Linked DNA regions of Mus musculus: region 1 is linked to region 2. A link is a loop called in an ENCODE intact Hi-C map of the cell type or tissue named here. Cell type or tissue: gastrocnemius. All regions are shown on one strand.

Evidence for each region. Hi-C counts contacts between places; a loop is a spot of excess contacts. Peaks named below come from ENCODE experiments on the same cell type or tissue, not always from the same donor. Only the 100,000 strongest peaks of a DNase experiment are listed, where the experiment ranks them.
Region 1: it touches region 2 in a loop (2.2-fold over the local background); 2 of 42 quality-filtered maps call a loop at or near these places.

What each region holds. Positions count from the first base shown.
Region 1 is chr3:100,484,311-100,486,810 of GRCm38, reverse strand. The region is part of intron 1 of Tent5c (terminal nucleotidyltransferase 5C); the gene reads left to right. Among named protein-coding and RNA genes, the nearest start is that of Tent5c, 3.6 kb to the left of the region's middle. In gastrocnemius, no CTCF peak of the experiment used is centred here; a DNase peak (open chromatin) is centred at 1,383.
Region 2 is chr3:100,188,448-100,190,947 of GRCm38, reverse strand. Gdap2 (ganglioside-induced differentiation-associated-protein 2) reads right to left here. Exons shown (of 14, transcript NM_010269.3): 9 at 1-62. Among named protein-coding and RNA genes, the nearest start is that of Gdap2, 27 kb to the right of the region's middle. In gastrocnemius, a CTCF peak has its summit at 1,242 (motif pointing left); a DNase peak (open chromatin) is centred at 1,251.

The DNA.
Region 1 (2,500 bases), 300 kb before region 2:
TCTTTCCTGGCCTCCTGGACACTCTCTCCTCTCTCTTCTATCTCTCTCTGAATGTTTGGAGATTAATAGGGAGTGAGTCAGAATCTGAGGTGTTTCTTGGTTTAAAACTAGTCTGTTGGTTTTTTCTCATTATTGAGGTAACCGGCGAATAGGGGAGATGCCTTCTACCATCCCACTGTTTTGACTGTAGCTGTTGAAATCGTATTATGATGGCACCAGCTTTTCCATATTTGACGACGTGCTTGTGAGTTTAAAGCTACTTGAGAAAAGCTGACCTTCTAATTTCTTGAACCTGAGGTTTCTCCCGCTTTGTAACCTTTTGACTGGATGCGTTCATTGAAAGGGAGTTTTGGCTTAGAGTTCAAAAGGTTTATAGACAACATCTTTACATAACTCAGCTTTGTAATGGGAGTCTTCTGAAGTGTTTCAAATTAATATTCTGTACAGCTGGGCCCTGGGAGCTTGTTCTTGAAGTGTTTGCAGAGCGTTTTGAAACAACAGGGGGAAAAAAGCCCTTCCTATGAAGAAGTAATTACTGACACGAAGCAGCTCTGTGTAAGGGTGTTTTGTGGTTTCAGAGCATTTTGCACTGTGGTCCCTTTTTCTTGGATAATGGAGGTTGGGTCAGAAGGTGCTTCCTAGGTGGTATGTGCCAGGTGCCAGCCAGGCAGGCCAAGGGAATGATAGGCGAAAGGCCTGCCTGTGGAAGAGCTTTAGAGGTGAGCTCAGCTGGCCTGACTTTCTGATATACTTGAAGAACTTGTTTTTCTCTCAGTTGTCCTTGCACGTGGACCCCAGAAAAGTGTGGGTTTGTGGTCACTGCAAAGTCCTCACCCCTGCCTAGAAAGTGCATGCATGGCCTTGTGTGCAGACATGCGTCTGTCATGTGAATGCACACTCTCTCTGCTGGGTGCTGCCTGCTGTTCTTTGCGCAGGCGGAAGCATGCTTGAAGTGGCTGTCCTGCTGGATCAAGGGACTAGATGGAGCTTGCTTTCTGTGTCAGGAGCGCCTGGTTTAAAAGGCTGGATGATGTCTTGATCTTTTCAGTGAAACCTCTGTAGTGTAGGCTTGGAGCAGAGGAAAGGTGCCTGCATTGACCAACAGCTGAAACTCCTAAGGCTGGCCGGCTTCTAGCCCCACCCCTGAGCACCTCAGCCCTCCCTGTCCTCCCAGCCCCAGCTTGCTCTCTCTCTCTCTCCCCTGTGTTCACTCAGCTGCTTGCTCTGCTGACTCTTTCGTTTTGACTTTTTTGTTTCTCACTGTCCTCGCTGACCTGGTTTAGAGGGGACTGTGGACAGGAGCTAGATGAGAGCATCAGCCCGCCTCCCTGGCTCTGGCCAGTGCTCAGTCCTGTGTACTTGGAGCACTCAGCGCCTAGGATCTGCCCATCCCTGAGGACTCTAACCCTAACCCTAACCCTAACCCTAACCCTAACCCTAACCCTAACCCTAACCCTAACCCTGCCTTCCTCCAAGATTGTTATTTCCTGATGCTTTTTTTTTTTGCTGTCCCATGGGCAGGTCTTCCTTAGCTGGCCTCCTTTGCTGTGCAAAATACAGACTTAGATATTGGGAGAGAAAAAAATAAACAAAAAACTGAACACAGTCCATTCCCCCTGATCTCTGTGAAGGCTCTGATGGATCTCTCCTCTGAGAGGACTGCTTCACCATTCACCATACATCTCTCTACTCCAGTGTGTTATAGGATTTTTTTTTTCACATTTTCTTGTTTTTAAAAATTTAAAAATTTTAACATTGAACTGAAGGGCATTGTTGTTGTTGTTGTTGTTTAGCCATCCCCCATTGCCTCCTTGTCCGGCCCCATCATAAAAACTGAAGAAAGTTATCCAGGGATTATGAACCATCCCCCCATCCCACCCAGGATCCCTTAGCTTCCATACTTGGCCTTACAGGATGAGACCAGGTACCTTCTCTGTGGCCTGTCTGTCTGTCTCTGACACCCCTCTCCCCCCCCCCCCCTGCACTATGGTGACCCCTGCCCCTGTTTGTCATAGTTAGACATAGTCAGGCATCAGGACTCAGCAGCTGCCTGAGGCGCTAGTGCTAGCATGTGGATTATGGGGATATAGAGGAAAGAGTAGGGTTAAGAAGACACACGGTGTTTGCTCTGCCTTGTTCCTCTAGAAGCCAGCACCGCCGCTGCTGCTGTGTCCCATTCCAGACTGTTGTAGACTTTGTGCTTTTTCACTTGCCTCTTGTAGGCTGCCCCTCACTGGGGGGCACCTGGGCACTGATCCAGACAGACCCCTGACCACTTCAGGCTTTCATTTCTTTATTGTTAACTATGTAGCAGACAGAGTCAGTGCTGACCCAGAAACATATGGGACCAAAAGCCTGGTAAAGTTAAACAATAAATCGATTTGTCTGCTTAACTATTTTAATAATCTGTGCAAAACATGTAAAGGAGATATTTTCTTTCCTTCCTTTATATCAAGTCCTTGGAATCTATGCTATATTTTGTATATACTATGCACTTGTC
Region 2 (2,500 bases):
CTTTCAGAGAAGCAATATCAGACAGGTCTTCAGATCTTGCTTGGCATAACCAGCGATTATAACTAGATAAATAAAAGATATAATCATTATAGCAAACATTTGGAAGTTACTTTTTAACAAATGGAACCCATTTTTAATGTTTTTTTTTTTCTGATCACAAAGAACTCAGGCTTCATTACAACAAAGAGTTAGAGGCCACTGCCCCATGCAGAACTGCAAGCCATTGATAGAGGTGCATTAATGAGAAGACGTGTATATAGCAATGACTTGAAAAAATTCTCACTGTAAGTAAAGACTATATAGATAAGTGGCTACAACATCAAGTATTCAAAACAACATAATTAAAGAATATTCTTATTTTTCCTTACTACAAAAATGTAACAAGAAAAGCCTCTGTTGGGTTGCCCTGTCCTGTTTAACATGAGGGCTTTTGTCTTATCGTATCTTGTTTTGTCCTGTTTGGCTGTTGTCTCTTGGAGGCTTGCTCTTTTCTGAGGAGAGAGGGAGAGTGGCTCTGGGGGAGAGGGACGTTAAGAGGGAGCTGGGAGGAGTGTGGGGGGCTGTGGTTGGTATGAGGAGAATCTAGTTCCAATAAAAATAAAAGAAATAATTTAAAAAAGTTCAATAACTAACATATTTGGATAAAGCCCATTGTTCAGCCTGGAAATGCAAGGTTTTCCAGGCCTGATGCAAACGCTGCATCCTGCACTCAGTTATGTCCTTTTGTGTCCTCCTTCGCTATAAATGAAACGGAGCTTTTGTGTGTATACATCGTGCTAGTCTCTGTTTTACTAGATGTACCCCAGCACAGTGCTGGCTATGTTAGCAAGGGCTTAATGAATACTTAATAATTAATGAAACGATGCCTTTGTGTGAGAAGTCCCGTTAGCATCGCAGGCAACCGGGTGCCAATCCTAGCAAGGCCCATATGGAAAGGAACAACCATGAACAACCCATAAACCATGACGTGAGCATTTTAAAAGCGCATATGCGCAGAGTCAGATCACCATGTTTGGCAAGGGAGTCCAGTTTCTTTCTACTGAAAGGAAAATGTTTGCCAGATGGCACTACATTTGACCAAGTTTAGAAACTATTATTTATTAATTAATTATATTTATTTACACCCCAAATGCTGCTCCTCTCTCCTAGGCTCCCCTCTAGAGAAGATGCATCTAATTCTGTTTAGAACCCACTGAGCCTGTCATGTGGTTCATCCTTTGGAAAACTTGTTTACTGGCTCCCTCTAGTGGCCAGTCTGCTTTTTCTCCCAAATAAAATCAGAGGAAAGACCTGGGACTGAGGAGACAACATTTTAATTCTGGCTGGGGAAGAGGGAACCATTTTCTTCAGTGCTGTCACAGTGGCTACGCTGAATGGAATCCAGTTAATAACCTCCCTCCCAGGCTCATGGAGGCAAGGCTACAGAGCAGACAGTCATGAAAGAAGAGGAGGGGCTTCCTGGGAAGGAGGCAGGGAGAGGGAGGGGTGGGTAGGGAAGGGTAACAGAGGTGAAGATGATGGAAATATGTCATAGGAAACACTCAAGGAAATAAAACTTCTATGTTTGTAAGGGACTGCTGAGATGTCTGGTCCAACTCCCATTCAATGACTAGAGACTGGTACCATGGAAGTGCCCTATCGACAGAATGGTACGCTGTGCCACGCTGTGAAAAAGGAAAGCAGCAGAGGCAGGCATTCTGGACCCAACAGGTAAGGCTTGAGAGACATTTGCTTTCATCTGAAACCTGGAGAATGGGTAGGACTGAAGGAGAGAAGATGCTCATAGAAATGAATGGGGCGGGGCGAAGTCAACGCTCAAAGGTCAGTGCACTCACTGCAATCACTCACTGCAATCACTCACTGCAATCACTCACTGCAATCACTCACTGCATCACTCACTGCAATCACTCACTGCAATCACTCACTGCAATCACTCACTGCATCACTCACTGCAATCACTCACTGCAATCACTCACTGCAATCACTCACTGCATCACTCACTGCAATCACTCACTGCAATCACTCACTGCATCACTCACTGCAATCACTCACTGCATCACTCACTGCAATCATTCACTGCAATCACTCACTGCATCACTCACTGCAATCACTCACTGCAATCACTCACTGCAATCACTGTTGCTCACAGCCTATGAGACACTAGTCTTTACCAGCCCTAAGAGGGGATAGATAGCCATGTACAATTTACTTTTTTTTCTTTCTTTTTAAATTTATTTACTATATATAAGTACATTGTAGCTGTCTTCAGACACTCCAGAAGAGGGCATCAGATCTCATTACAGATGGTTGTGAGCCAACATGTGGTTGCTGGGATTTGAACTCTGGACCTCTAGAAGAGCAGTCAGTGCTCTTAACCACCGAGTCACCTCTCCAGCCCCTACTTTTTTTTTTCTTATAAAAATTGGAAAGTAGCCATCTTTACTATTAATCTTTGGGAAAGGTTCCATCTATGATTTTAAAAGGATTTCTTCAGGATGGC